Regions from separate parts of the Homo sapiens genome. Here regions 2 and 3 are each linked to region 1. A link is a contact called in ENCODE Hi-C data. All regions are on one chromosome and are shown on one strand. Each heading gives the region's core, a stretch centred on a gene start or an enhancer-like site at or near the end of the contact. The rest is flanking DNA. Distances are from core to core; before and after follow the strand shown.

Region 1 (4,541 bases), core at 1,737-4,236:
CCCACCTCTACCACACACACACACACACACCACCTCTACCACACACGCCACCTCTACCACACACACACCCCACCTCTACCACACACACACCCCATCTCTACCACACACACACCCCATCTCTACCACACACACACACACACACCATCTCTACCACACACACACACCCCATCTCTACCACACACACATATACCTCACCTCTACCACACAAACACCTCTACCAAACACACACACCACCTCTACCACACACACACCTCTACCACACACACACACCTCTACCACAAACACACCTCTACCACACACACCCCACCTCTACCACACACACACACCCCATCTCTACCACACACACTTATACCCCACCTCTACCACACACACACATATACCCCACCTCTACCACACACACACCACCTCTACCACACACACCACCTCTACCCCACATACACACACACCACCTCTACCACACACACACCCCACCTCTACCACACACGCACACACCCCACCTCTACCACACACACACCCCACCTCTGCCACACACACACCACCTCTGCCACACACATCACCTCTACCCCACATACACACACACCACCTCTACCACACACACACACACCACCTCTACCACATACACTCATACATACACACACGTACCCCTTTGCCACATAAAACATACACACAGAGTCCCACTTCCAAGCCTTTGCCCGAGCCCTTTTGCCTGCCAGGAAAGCCTCCCTGTCCTCCCCTGTTCACCCACCCGCCTCAGAGGCCGCCTTCCCGGAGAAGCTTCCCTGGTTGCTTAGCCTATGGTGAACTTGCAGGGCCAGGAGACTCCAAGAGTTTGGTCTCCTTGTTAATGAAACATCTCCTCACTTTGACATCACTCATTTGAGATCTTCTGGACACCCCCTCATCCCTTGTCTCTTTGTGACCAGAGTCGGAACTTCCTAAAAGTTATTTCTCTAATTCTTCAACACTCACATATTCCCACCTCCCGAAATTCTCCTTCTCTGAGGACTTGAAGAGGAGCCCCTCTACCTAGGAGTGCTCTCTCGGAATGCTAAGCAAGAGCCGCCCTTGCCATACCCAGCTGGCTCTGGGGGCATCTCAGTGCCTCAAAGGTGCGATTTCTGGGGGCACAGCCTCTATTTGGAGCTTCAAGACCCTCTATAGGAAATGGACAGGGGGTGGCAGGCTCTCTGTGTGTTCCTGAACACTGTTTTTCTTCCCCTAATCATAATCATAACACCAAGAACTGCCTTAATAAAAAAACAACAACAACTAGTGAACAAAGGCCTTAATTTTATTTTAAAGGTAGAAATGAAGTCAGAGACAGAATCAGAGACAGAAAGAGAAACCTAAAAAGAAGAGGAAAGAATGACAATGAAATGTTGGGTGCAGTGCATTCAAATTGTGTGTTTGGATGGAGGTAAGCCCTATTTTTTCATTATTTTTCTATATTTTCCAAATTTTATATAATGAACACGTATCATTTTATTATCTGAAAAAATGAATATATCGTTTTCTAAAGCAGAGAACTAGATGGAATAGGACACTTCTGCTCTCCCTGTGTGAGGACACACCCAGGCCTGCCCTCAGAAAGTTCAAAGTCAAGGCCACAATTCCTGCAATGCCACCACCAAGCTTAGACACACCTCTGGCCAGCACCCATGGAAGCTCGTGCACACACCTGCTCCTACCACCCCCACCTGTCATGCTCACTCATGTGCACACACCACCCCCACCCCTAGTCTGCCACTCTAAAGTCTACACATAGGATGGCTGCACAGACCAAGAACAAGTGGTGGAGTTAATACGTGTGAGTATTTCTCATCCCAATCCTCATCACCATGGAGAACAGTTTAAACAGGCCAGGCACCCCCTAAACAGGGCCCCCCACCCTTACCCTTAGAGACAGACACTGATCTACGAGCCCTGGGATGCTGAGCACAGACCTGCCTTATACACGTTTTGAGTCACCTCCAGAATTGGCCACTCTCGACACAAACCAAAACATTTCTAGAAACCTAAGAAATACTCCGTGGTGAGTGCCAGCCCATGGCCTGAACATCAGGCAAGGGTCTCCGGTGACATGTTCTAAATGTGTGGCCAGCTCATCCCAGGACCTAGGCAGATGCTGGTAAGAAGGCTTTGGGAGCAGAGAGAAGGTGTCACGGAGGAAAGTGACAGGAAGGGACCAAGATGGAAGGGTAACTCTGGCAAGAGCAGGTTTGAGCTAGGAGGGGTCCTAGGACCACAGCCAGGACACAGTGAACACATCCAGCACCAGCCAGGGCTGCATCAACTGTGAGGATGGAACAGGCTGCCGAGAAACACCGGTGGGGCAGACAGAAGCCAGCCAAAATCCAGATTCTGCCAGACCTCTCGTCCCTCCTGTCCCCAGAAGCCAGGGCCCTTCATGCTATCTGCACTGGGGAAGGAGGGAGAGGAAGAAAGCCCAGCCATAGTTATCTAGCAAACCACTGGAACTGCACCCGGGGTCAGCTGCCTCCTGGGTTGGCCTTGGAGCGCCTGTCCTTCAGAGTGCCAGGGACAGGGAGGAGAGGCGAGTGAGTGAAAGATTTCCTGGATCAGCCAAATCAGAGCAATAGATCTCAGAGAAAAACATGGAACAAAGTCAGATACCAGAAAAGGGGCTTCCCCAGAGGGCCAGGGCTCCCTGCAGAACAGAACTGGTCTCCCTGCTGGGTTTGAGGCTTTTGAGAACAGAGTTTTGTCTCTTTCATCAGACAGGGAGCTCCATGAGGGCAAGGTCCAAGCCTCCCCCATCAGAGCAAATCAGTGTCATTTCCTCCTCCTCCCCTGTCCCAGGCCAGGGGAGGCCCAGCCCCTCCCCAGGTGGGTACACCTCCAGGAGCCCCATCCCAGCTCCCACCAGTGCTGCTGGTCTGGCCAGCAGCTCTAGCCAGAGTGGCCGTGTGCTCCCACAAACAGCACAGGCCCAGCTCTGGCTCAGATCCCAGCCCCAGTTCCCTCATGTCAACGCCGGGAGGATGGCCAGGCTGGGCCTCCTCATCGTCTGCCTCTGGCTGTGCTTGTGGCCAGCAGGACCTAAAATAGTCCCTCCCCATCTGAGTGTGTAGACATTTTGAGGGCAGCACACACAGAACGGAAATCCTGCTGGGCAGGCCCTGCACTTCCCTGCACAATCTCAGACAGGCCCATGGAGCAGCCGGGAAACAGGAGCCAGGAGCAGGCAGCCAGAGTTTGGGGCAAATTATCTGCCTAATTCAGCTATAAACACCCAAGCAGCCCAGAGGCACTAGCACTGAGTTTAGCTAAATTTCACATAGGGACATCTGAAATTTCCATTTGGGTTTCCCCAGCCAAGAGAGAGATTCCTCCTCAGATCCATACAGACAGTAGCCAGAAAATTCGTCCATCCATCCATCAACCCATGCACCCATCTACCCACTTGCCAAGACAGACAGACTTTCATTAACACCTCCGCTAAGCGAGGCCTTGTGCTGAGCATTGAGAATACAAAGAGGAAGGAGCCGCAGTTGCTCCCCTGAGCTTAGCCTGGGGAATATGCTAACATTGACAGAGACAGCAGGCCCTAGAGCAGCACAGTGACCCAAAGATAGGCAAGTCTCACAGGAGAAGAGGAGCCAGGAAAGACTCCCCCAAAGAAGCGACCATGCCTAAGTTAAGTCTTAAACAATGATCAAGAGTTGGACAAGGGACAGGGGGCAGGAGGTCTTCCCAGCAGAAAGGCTGGCAGGGCAGAACCCTGGAGAGCCACAGAGGCTGGAGAGATGGAACACAGGGCTTCTGAGGACTTTTAGCATCAGTGAAACTACAGATGCAGCAAGGCCCGAGGACACAGGTGTTGTCTATACAGGCCTGGAGGCTCTGCCTCTGGGTGGCCCAGAAGTTCTGGGAGCCCCAGGGTGCCAGGGGTATGACCAGTATCTTGCAAAGCCCAGAGAGGAGGGTGACAACCTGGAACAGATGGTGAGTTCAAGGCTGGTGCTCACAGTGAGACCTTTCTCCATGTCTACTGTGGGAAGGACCAGATGGGCTCAACCCTACAGAATCCAGAGCCACTCCATGGCCCACAGTCGGGGGAGCGCTGCCCCTCAGCACAAGGTGCCACAGACCTCCTGCCATGCTCTGTGGCATTGGCATCTGCATCACAGGCTGGCCCTCAGTTGCTGAGTATGCAGCAAAAGGAAGACTCCTACCTCCCCCAGGGCTGGAGACCTTAGAATAAGGCCCCTCCCTGCCTCCTTCCTCCTTTTCCCTGCAGATGGAGGAATGGGGCGAGATAGACTCTTGGCTTGGACACAGCCTCTTCTTTCTAAGCTGTCTCCAAGGAGCCACCAAGCACAAGCCCACAGAACAACCTTCCCCCTAAGAAGGGGCCTGTCCCAGATAGGGAGATGGGGCTGGAGGACCCCAGAGATGGCCCACTCACTCCCTCCCCTGTCGTCCTTCTCTCATTTGCTCCTCACCCTGATTTTCTGGTGATCTCCAGGAGAAAGCCCTCACCATGGCCCCCAGGGTAGATGGCCTATTTTTCACATATG
Region 2 (4,541 bases), core at 1,111-3,610, 320 kb before region 1:
CGTCCCCCCACCCAGCTAGTCTATAGAAACTCTCACACATGTGCTAATAGAGATAGGATGCTAATTTGGCTTGGAGCTTCCTAACAGCTGAAGCAAAGAGAAACAGATGATGATTTATAGGATTCTCAAAAGCAGACCAGTGGCTGTGGCTTCTTGGCCATGAGATCAGAGAGATTTTTCTCCTATGAATTGCTCCTGGGAGCAATAGGTACTGTGACAGATGAGGTTTATGCAATTCCTCATAATAAATAGTACATTTCAGATAACTTTACAAAGTTTCAAACCATATATACAGTTATACAAAACTTAGTACTGATTATAGAAATGAAATGCAAGCTGAGGCCCAAAAGACAATTAAATAACAGCAATTATAGGGGAGTTCAAAGCCATGTGGCCCAGGTAGGAGCTCTGTCATGACAGGATGGCGGGGCTTGATTTGGGAATGAGATTTTCAATATTACCACGAATCACCCTCCTACCCTCATGATGACCATTTCTATAAACCAAGCTTTTGAATAGAACTGAGTAGCAGAATTCAGGTTAAAATTTCAGGCAAACAACCAGAGTGAAAATATCCTCTGTTGTTGATTTAAGACATGGCCATGAGCTCTGCTGAGCAAGAAGGCAAGAAGATTGCTACTTTCCATGAAAATTAAGGAATCCTCAAAAGGAAATGTCTGGGTAGATAGCCCCCTAACCTGGCAGGGTGTGGAGAGAGTAAAAGGAAAGTAAGGGAAAAATTATATTAAAAAATGCAAACTATGGTTGGTTCCTAATAACATTTTGATGGCAGCTTCTTTGTAACCAAAAGAAAAGTGAACCATGACCACAGAGTCTATCTTCCATTGCTTCTCTGCAAGAGCTCAGGTTCAGGTTCAGAGTTTATTGACTTTAGTTCTGAAAGGCCCAGGTCATGGCCCAAGTGCACAGCCTTGATGGCTTGGAGCCCTTGCAGGAGTGGGTGCTTGTCATGTCCCTTAGTCTAGTCTTTGTGCTGATCATACAAAAGCTACACAGCTGAACCTAATGCTCCAAGTCCCAGAGAGAAAGGAGGGGCCTAGGGACCAGTTCTCCCTTATCCCACTTAAAAACGGGATTTTTTCTTTTCCTATGTGATTCCAGAGTTGTGAGGTGGGCATCAAGGTTCTCAGGACACATCTGTTCAACACTAAAACCACACAGCCCAGAGGTTCCTGCCTGGGAGCCGAAGGCCAGGCCAGTGTGATCCACTCTGGGAAGAGGGTGGATGGTTTTCAACTGGGGCCTCTGTTGGGTGGAATGTTGTGACAGGGATCAGTGGGGGTAGTCACTGTGATCCCACATTTGAAGTTTACAGAACAAGAAGTGGCTACCTCTTGCTAAGATTGAAAGCAACAGGCTGGTATGTCTAATCCTGACAGAACAGAGGATTTGTCCTTTTGGTGGGAACGAGAGACTTGGCTTTAGGTCCGGCCTGTGGGCACCCACCCAGGAAACGGAATAGGCAGTTTGCAAAAATTTGGGCCTACCACCTAGGCAAATGTTTCAGAGCTCTGGGAGCAAAGAGGCCTTTTAATACATTTTCTCAGCTCTGGGAGGCAACCTCTAACCAATGACATCACCAGGTGTAAAGGATGCCACTGGGCTCTACCCACATACCCTTTGCCAGTCCTGTGTGTCCATCCCCAGCTCCTGAAAGCTTTGCTTCTAAGAGTGTGCACCTTTGAAAGCTACTTTCGGGTCACTGGAGCTGCCTCACCCGGACTGTAGGAGATCTAGAAGTGCCAAGAGTTTCTATGCACCTGGGACAGATTGAAGTTAAGTCCCAATTCGTGTAGGAACGTGAAAGCTCAGGTTCTTTATCTCTAGGATGACAGACGCACGTTACTCTATGCTCTGGAGCTCCTGCGGGGTCAGGCAGAGGCTGGGGCTTCAACTGAAATCACACCCTGACTTAGCTTCTTCCCTGTCCCTCCCTGCTTCCCCTCTCTTTTCGCGGGTCTCTCCTGGGAACATTTCCTCAATGAGTCACTTGCACATGAATCCTCTTCCCTGGGAGAGTCAGTGCACTGCCCTCTCTCAGGTCTACTAGGGGGACTTTTAGGGGACTGACGAAGAATGGAGGCGGAGACTTGGACTTGCACTGACTTTCCCCTGCACCCTGTTTCTCTTACTGTGCCTGGGTCAACGGGAGCCGGATCTTGGGGTCATTATTCATGGTCAGCCCTTCATAATGAAGCCAGAGACCTCCTCTGAGATCTGTGACAGCCGGCTGGGTGTTTGGGCTTTTGAGAACTGAGTTGTTCGTAGCGTGACTAAGATGCAATGTGTCCTGGCAGCGAGGCTTCCTCTGCAGAGCTCCTCTGGGGCTGCCCTGGTAGGCCTGCCAGGGGAGTTTTGGCTTCCCAGAGAACCTCATAAAACAGGAATTTTATAGCCAGAGTCTCTGCTGCCCAGATCAGGGAAGTCAGTCTGAGACTGAATGGTCCCCATTAGTGCTATGTGACTATGTGGAGATCATCCCCAGAGAGGCAGCAGCAGCCACAGTCTTTCCACCCCCAGGCCATAAGATGGTCCTCACCCCCTCCAGTGTCTTTACAACCACCTGGCCACACCTGCCCAGGTCACCTACAGTCAACCTGAGGGCCTCCTGGTAGGGGGACAGGCCCATGGCCATCCCCAACCTGCCCCTCCTCCCCCCAACTAGCAGGCCTCCTGCCCCTGGCAATGAAGGCAAATGCCCTCCTAAAGGGGGTTGGGCATGATGATGAGGACTGACCAAGCCCAGGCTGGGCCCACAGAGAGAGGCAGACATGGCAAGTGACCCACAGGACTCCTGCTGGGGGCAGGACTTGGGGGGAAGGAGTTAGGGGCAGCTCCCAGATTTCTGGCTTGAGCAACAGAGGTTGCTGAGGGTGGAAGAGCTCCCCTTCTGAACCCTCTAGATTGCCATGTCACAGATAAGGCAGTTGTTGCATCATCAAAGACAGCAGCCCTTTGGCTGAACTGTGAGCCCATTTCCCGTCACCATATGCCGCGGGCTGCTGTTGAGCAATAACATGGACGTTGGATCAGTTGGCCCCCTGCTGTTCCAGTGACTGTTCCCCAGAGGTGTGGCTCATGGGAAGCAGTCTTCTGGAGGCAGTATGCCCATGGTTGGTGCCCAGGCTGGGGCTTTTTGAGAAAGGCATCAGCATTCCTGGCATCCAGTTCACTGCTAATTTGTATGGGTAATTGGTGCTTGCTCGATACAGGAAGCTCAAAAGGCTCTGTAGCTGGGACCCTGCACCTGAGGAGCCTTCCCTGAACCACAGCAAAGGAGAGTAGACCCTGAATCTAGTACTTCCAGGTGCTATCTAGAGTCTGGACATTCCCCAGCCCTGGCCCAGTGGCCAGCCTTCAACAGGTCACCTTGTCAGCCAGTGGCCGGCAAAAGCTGAAAATCCAAGATTCATCCTTACAAAGAACATCAGCTTGGAAAGAAAAGGCAGGACCTGGGTCTCAATATGCAGTGCCCCCAACATTCTGAGAGAGTGCTTTTAACATGCCACTTCCCTGTCCCTCCCCCAAGCTGGGCACATGACTCCATCTCATGCCCGGAGCTGCCTTCCTTCCCATCTCAGGTGAAAAGGGCCTCACATGCTCTCCAAGCTTCCAGTCGTCTTCTATCCTGGGAGCCTGCCCCCTGGTGCCTTCTGCAAGCCCTGGTCCCAGCACTGCATGTTGCCATCCTGTGTCAGTGATTGTTCAGGCTGCAAATATGCTCCAGCATCTAACCTCATCCCCAAAGCTCTGCTTGCTCCTCGGCTTCACTGCAGCCAGCTTTCTCCTTCCCTGCTCCAAGATCTGGCCTCTGCTCTGCCCCATTTCTCCTCCAAAGGGCTCTTGCCGAGACCATCTGGATCCTCCACTACCAACAGTGATGCAAGTATCTTGGTCTTCAGTGCACTGTCCTCCCTCAGCATTGGACACTGTTGGACCCGTCCCCCTTCGTGATGCCCCCTGCTTCCACTGGCTGTGCCTTCTGTGGTCCTTTGCAGGCCCTCTGTCCTGTGGTCTTGGCCAGGCTCACTCCACACACCCTGGACGAGTGTGGCTGCGCCTGGAATCAGTGACCATCTCTGTGGCAACAACTCTCAGGTGCTCCCTTCTGAAGGCCTTGTTGTGTCCCAGCTGGACACCTCCCCACAAGTACAGCAGTCTTGGCCATCTCTCTTGCAGAAAACTGAACTCAGCTTATCCCTCCTGCCCTTCCCCCAAACCTGCTCCTCCTCAGGTAAACTCATCTTTGGTGCCCACCCAACTCTGCCCCCAGCACTCCCTATCGCAGCAAACAGCTGCCCGAGTCACTCTGTTGCTCAAGCCAGAGACCTGGGAGCTGCCCCTAACTCCTTCCCTTCCAGTCCTGCCCCCAGCAGGAGTCCTTGTGGGTCACTTGCCACGTCTGCCCTCTCTGTTGGCCCAGCCTGGGCTCGGTCAGTCCTCATCATCAATGTCCAGTCCCCTTTACGAGGGCAATTGCCTTCATTGCCAGGGGCAGGATGCCTGCTAGTTGCAGGGAG
Region 3 (4,541 bases), core at 970-3,469, 270 kb before region 1:
AGTTGAGTCAGTGGGATGGACTTCTGATGGCCCCGGGCTCTTTCTCTGTATTCCAGTTGCAAATGAAGGTGGGGGGGGGGGTGGGCAATGCTGCTGCCTAGGCTGTTCTTGGGAAGGGATTAGAGGACACAGGAAAGGGAAAGAGCTAAGTGACCCCAGTGGGTGGTCACCACTGAATGTTACCTAGGGAAGTTAGCCACTAAGAAGATAGGACTTCAATATGGACTTGGTCTAATTTGAATTCTATCACAGAGGTTTTTCCTTCCAGGCTTACCTGAGATTGGGCCCTACGCTTACACTAGCTGAAGTAGCTCGGCCTGGGTAGAGCGACTGTAGAGCTCAGAGCCCCTTGAGGGCATTCATAGTGATAGGACTTCCCAGGGGGTGTGGGAAGTCATTTAGGGTCCAGCACAAGCTACTGGACCCAGTGTCCGGCATCATCCATGGCCGTGGCAGATACTCCACATGCCCACCAGCATTCCGTCTGTTCCCCCATTTGTCCTGCTCCCCTGCAGGTAGAGCAGGGCCATGTGGCTAGTTCTGACCAGTTCATCAGTGAACAGTCTCATCACCCACCCCAGTGAATGAGAAGTCTTCTGATGAGATGACAAAGCCCCAGATTAAGCCAGCCCCAAACAAGTTTGAAAGATACTTGCCCTGAAGAGTACTGCTGCAGATTTTCAGTGAGAGGAAGATAAACCTTTGTTGTTAAGATGTAGGGACTATTTGTTATGTGGCATAACTTCACTTATCTTTACCAACACACAGACATGAAATATGTGTGCAGTACGCAACCATTGAAATTAAGCCAGCTGCTGACTCATTATTTGAACTTGAGCCAGTCCCTTTGTCTCTGAGATTCAGTTTCTTCATCTGAAAACTGGAGGTGGCCACATTTGCTTCATAGGAGTGTGCAAGGACTGAAAGTGACAGTGCTTGGCCCATGAAGGGACACATACTAGATGTTCCATTCTTGTTGATTTCATCCCCCTTCCATGAATGGATACAGAGAGGTAGGAGGCGAAGACCCTGACCTGGAGGAGGTAGGTCCCAGTGTCAGCTGGGGCACAAAGTGAGATGGGCAATGCAACATCCCTCCAGGTGGGAAATGACATTCCCTGAGAATCAACTGAATGTGGGGCTGGAGCCTCCATTCCGTGATGGGTATTAAAGTGGGGATGAGGTGAAGCCTGTCCTGCTTTGGTAGGGCTCCCCCTGCCTCTTCTTCACTGTCTCAAAACTGGACGGAAATCCAGAGGTCTTCCTAAGAGGGGGCCACTTTGCTCCTTTATGCTCCCACCTTCTCCGGGCCTCCTTCAGGAGGGAAGTCAGCATTCACGGTTTTCCTAGGCTTCCAAATCATTCTGGAGATCCCTCCGTAGAGGTGAGGGAGAGTTCCAGGAGATTTCTGCCAGACTGGGTCCTCTTACCTGGTTGTGATAGGAAATCTTTGCTCAGAGGCTGCTGTTGTTCCCATGTGCCCAGCTGTGGGTGCAGAGACTTAGGAGAGGGATCATTTCCTGGTGGGAGGGGGTGTTTGTGGGGTCTGCTGATTTCTCAGGTGGTGGGCTGTGAGCTGGATGAAGGTGAGTCCCACAGGGCCAAGGGCAGGCCCACAGCCCACCTCCACGTGTGCAGGAACACCTGAGCGATTCTGTAAATATGACAGACTTGGGTTGCAGTTTCTTCCACAATGCTAACTTCTTGTGTGGTCCTGGACAAATCCCTTATGCCCTCTGTTTTCACCTTTGGAAACTGGAGAACACGCACACCTATCTCACAATGCCTGGCACATGGTGGATCCTCACAGCGTAGTCAGCCACAGGCCAAACCTGCAGTCTGGTGGGGCATCCCACTGGGAAGCACAGCCCCAGCTGGGGACTAGGAATGGGGACGACTGGTCAGCTGGCTCTGCTCTGGACAAGGACAGCAGGGCTGGATGTGCAGCGAGGCAGGCAGGCTGGGCAGGAGATAGGGTGGCTCGCTGCCATGGCACGGGCATCCTGCGTGGCCTTGGAAAGCTGGCTGCTGCGCCTGGCCTCCCTCCCCAGCTGTTCCTTCTGTTTCAGATAAATAGTTTCCGCCTGAGCAGCCTCCTCCCTGCCACCCCCAGCCAGCTTCCTGTTGCAACACCTCAGCTGGACAGTAAACACAGGCCCTATCTGTCTCTACCACATCCCTGGCTCCCTGCCAGCCACAGGCTCACCCTCTTCCAGCCCAGCCCCAGCCAGATGTGCCCGAGGCTTCCACAGCTGTTCCCTTGACCCCTGAGTCAAAGCTCTCTCTGTCAAGGGATTGCCCTGTCCCTTCCTACCCTTTCCATATTAGCTCTGCCCTCTCCTCCCTATCAGGGCAGGAATTGAGACGGCGCTGGGGTTGCCATTTAATTGTAGTTTTCTCCTCCACTCTCCACTCCTTAGCGGCCTCTGCAGTCTCCAGCCTTTGGCAACACTATAAACAATGTCCATTGTGTCTTCACTGTGCCACCAGCACCCTGCATCCCAGATCCATTGGACTTGTCTCCCCTGCCAGGCACCCAGGACGTCTGAGTGCTCCTGGACTCTCCTGACTGGGAGGAGGAAGTCTAACAGGCCCACCCGCGTGAGGTGCTCCAGACTCAGCACCACACCCCTCCCAGGACCCATCTTCCTTTTAGGCTCACATATGGTCTTACCTTCCCAAGAGGGGTCACCTCCATCCTTTCTGCCCTCACCCTGGCCCCATCCAAGCTCCCTGGAGGGTGAGGTCCCCACACTCATTCCCACCGGGAGAAGAAGGCTTCTGTTGTCTCTGGGGCTCTAGGACCTTCTGGGAGACAGGTCCTAGTGTTGGGCATGAAGAAAGCAGGGCCTCTTTCTGGCCTGTGCAAGAGTTTGGTGCTGTAGGTCCAACCTTTCTAGGCCCCCACCTTCTCACCTTAGCATCCGGCCATGGCTTCAGCATCCCTGGGAGACAGTAAGGATGTACCTATCTGTCTGTTCATATGGCCCTAACAGGACACCAATGGATACTCACAGTTGCATCTCTCTTGTTCTTTCTCTTGCTCAATTTCCCCCCATTCTCTCTCTCTGTCTCTCTCTCTCTCTCACACACACAGACACACACACACATGCATGCACACCAGCACACTAGAAGAAAAGGAGGGGGTGCAACATTTTCAATAATCTTTTAAGATAATTTGACACAATGGTCATTCAGACCATGATGAAAAGATTATCTGGGGAAATGATGTGAAAAGAAAGATTCTTCTGCTCAGAATGCAGTGGAAACCTGAGGCTCAGCCTGAGCTGGGGAGAAGGCTTCCTCCCAGCCATCAGGGCTCAGGTTCCAGTCTCCCAGACCCGAGCCTCAGCCCCCTGCACTGAGCTTCAGAACTTGGCCTGGCTCCTGCTCCTGCACCAAGCCTTTCCAGAGCTCACCTCTGTTTCACCACAGTCCCTGTGTTGCATCTTAAATCCCTTTTCTGTAGTCCCAGAGATGTTTCCTCAACTCATTGTTCTCTCATTTGCCACAAGGTCCCAGTCCCTGAATTGATTGTGCAGGGTCAAGGACCTGATTAGAGAAAAGGACAGCTAGAGAAAGGGACTTAGAAATCATTCTTGCTATCCTCTTTTTTTTATAGAAGGACATAATTGAGGACCAGACATACTAGCTGGTAATGATAGCAGCTGAAATTTGCTGAACATTTAAATGACTTGCCCCAGGACACCCAGCGACTAAGTGATTCTCACCTGGGTTAGTCTGACTTCAAAGTCCAGTGCCTTAAACCACTAGCTGTACTGCCTTCCCTGTAGAAAGGAGATTTGTGAAGCAACTTGTCAAAAATCCCAGAACAAATTTTGGATGCAGCTGGCCCCAGAACCAAGGTTGCTGTCACTAGCTGTGCACTGTAAAAGGCGAGGACCTTGGTGAGCAACTGTGATGAGGGCAGGGCCAGACCTGGCCTGAAAACCTTCTGCTGCCTCAGGTCCTGGTTCCTTCCTTCTCAGACCCAGTTTGGCTCTGGTCTGGGAGAATGTCTGGAAGGGACCTGGGAGCCCATCTTGCTAACACTTCACTGTGAGTTGCTCAAGGTCACGGGAGAGCTGGGGCACAGCCTAACTCCCAGACCAGCCCTCTCTACCCTGGCTCCATTCTCTGACCCCTTCTGTGATGGGCCAGGGCTTTCCAGGGCCACGTCAGCTCCAAGACTATTTTGGTGGTCAAGATTTGGTGGCAAGTCCCAACAAGTCCTCTCTGAGGGGTTAAGATTAGCACAGGGACCTCAGCTATGACTCACAGAGGTGGCTGGGGTCAGGCCAGCCTGGCTCCTGTTACTGCTGTCCTCTGATTCACCAGTGGAAAAATGTTTGGCCCAAGACCTTTCCCCAGCTGCCAGCTTCCTCCCTCTTCCAATCAACTGGGTGCTGAAGAGTGGGGATGGGGCTTCCCCATTCCTCAGCCTCAGAACCTGGGCTACCAGCAGTAGCTGGGCAGCTGGTTTGGGTTCAGGGATTCCCTTCTTTGGGGCCACTCTGATGTTCCCAAAACCTTCTCTCATT

The links. Hi-C counts contacts between places; a loop is a spot of excess contacts on that map. Pooled maps may share reads with other maps.
Region 2: a loop to region 1 is called in a map of IMR-90, with 3 times the contacts of the local background. The contact joins two enhancer-like sites. A Hi-C loop is called at or near these places in 2 of 168 maps with a recorded cell type or tissue (IMR-90 and chondrocyte) and 9 of 50 pooled maps.
Region 3: a map of gastrocnemius medialis shows a loop between it and region 1 (1.9-fold over the local background). The contact joins two enhancer-like sites. A Hi-C loop is called at or near these places in 6 of 168 maps with a recorded cell type or tissue (aorta, ascending aorta, cardiac septum and 3 more), 2 of 37 single-sample maps with no recorded cell type and 13 of 50 pooled maps.

What each region holds. Positions count from the first base shown.
Region 1 is chr2:71,613,641-71,618,181 of GRCh38, reverse strand. The region is part of intron 40 of DYSF (dysferlin); the gene reads right to left. Among named protein-coding and RNA genes, the nearest start is that of DYSF, 150 kb to the right of the region's middle. Within about 2 kb of position 2,986, at least 22 of the 41 ENCODE cell types and tissues checked have a DNase peak (open chromatin) inside an H3K27ac peak, as active enhancers do; they include gastrocnemius medialis, where a contact is called at or near this core.
Region 2 is chr2:71,933,195-71,937,735 of GRCh38, reverse strand. No RefSeq gene overlaps it. Among named protein-coding and RNA genes, the nearest start is that of CYP26B1, 210 kb to the left of the region's middle. Within about 2 kb of position 2,360, at least 7 of the 41 ENCODE cell types and tissues checked have a DNase peak (open chromatin) inside an H3K27ac peak, as active enhancers do.
Region 3 is chr2:71,880,754-71,885,294 of GRCh38, reverse strand. No RefSeq gene overlaps it. Among named protein-coding and RNA genes, the nearest start is that of CYP26B1, 260 kb to the left of the region's middle. RefSeq lists an enhancer at 3,638-4,541. Within about 2 kb of position 2,219, at least 10 of the 41 ENCODE cell types and tissues checked have a DNase peak (open chromatin) inside an H3K27ac peak, as active enhancers do; they include gastrocnemius medialis, where a contact is called at or near this core.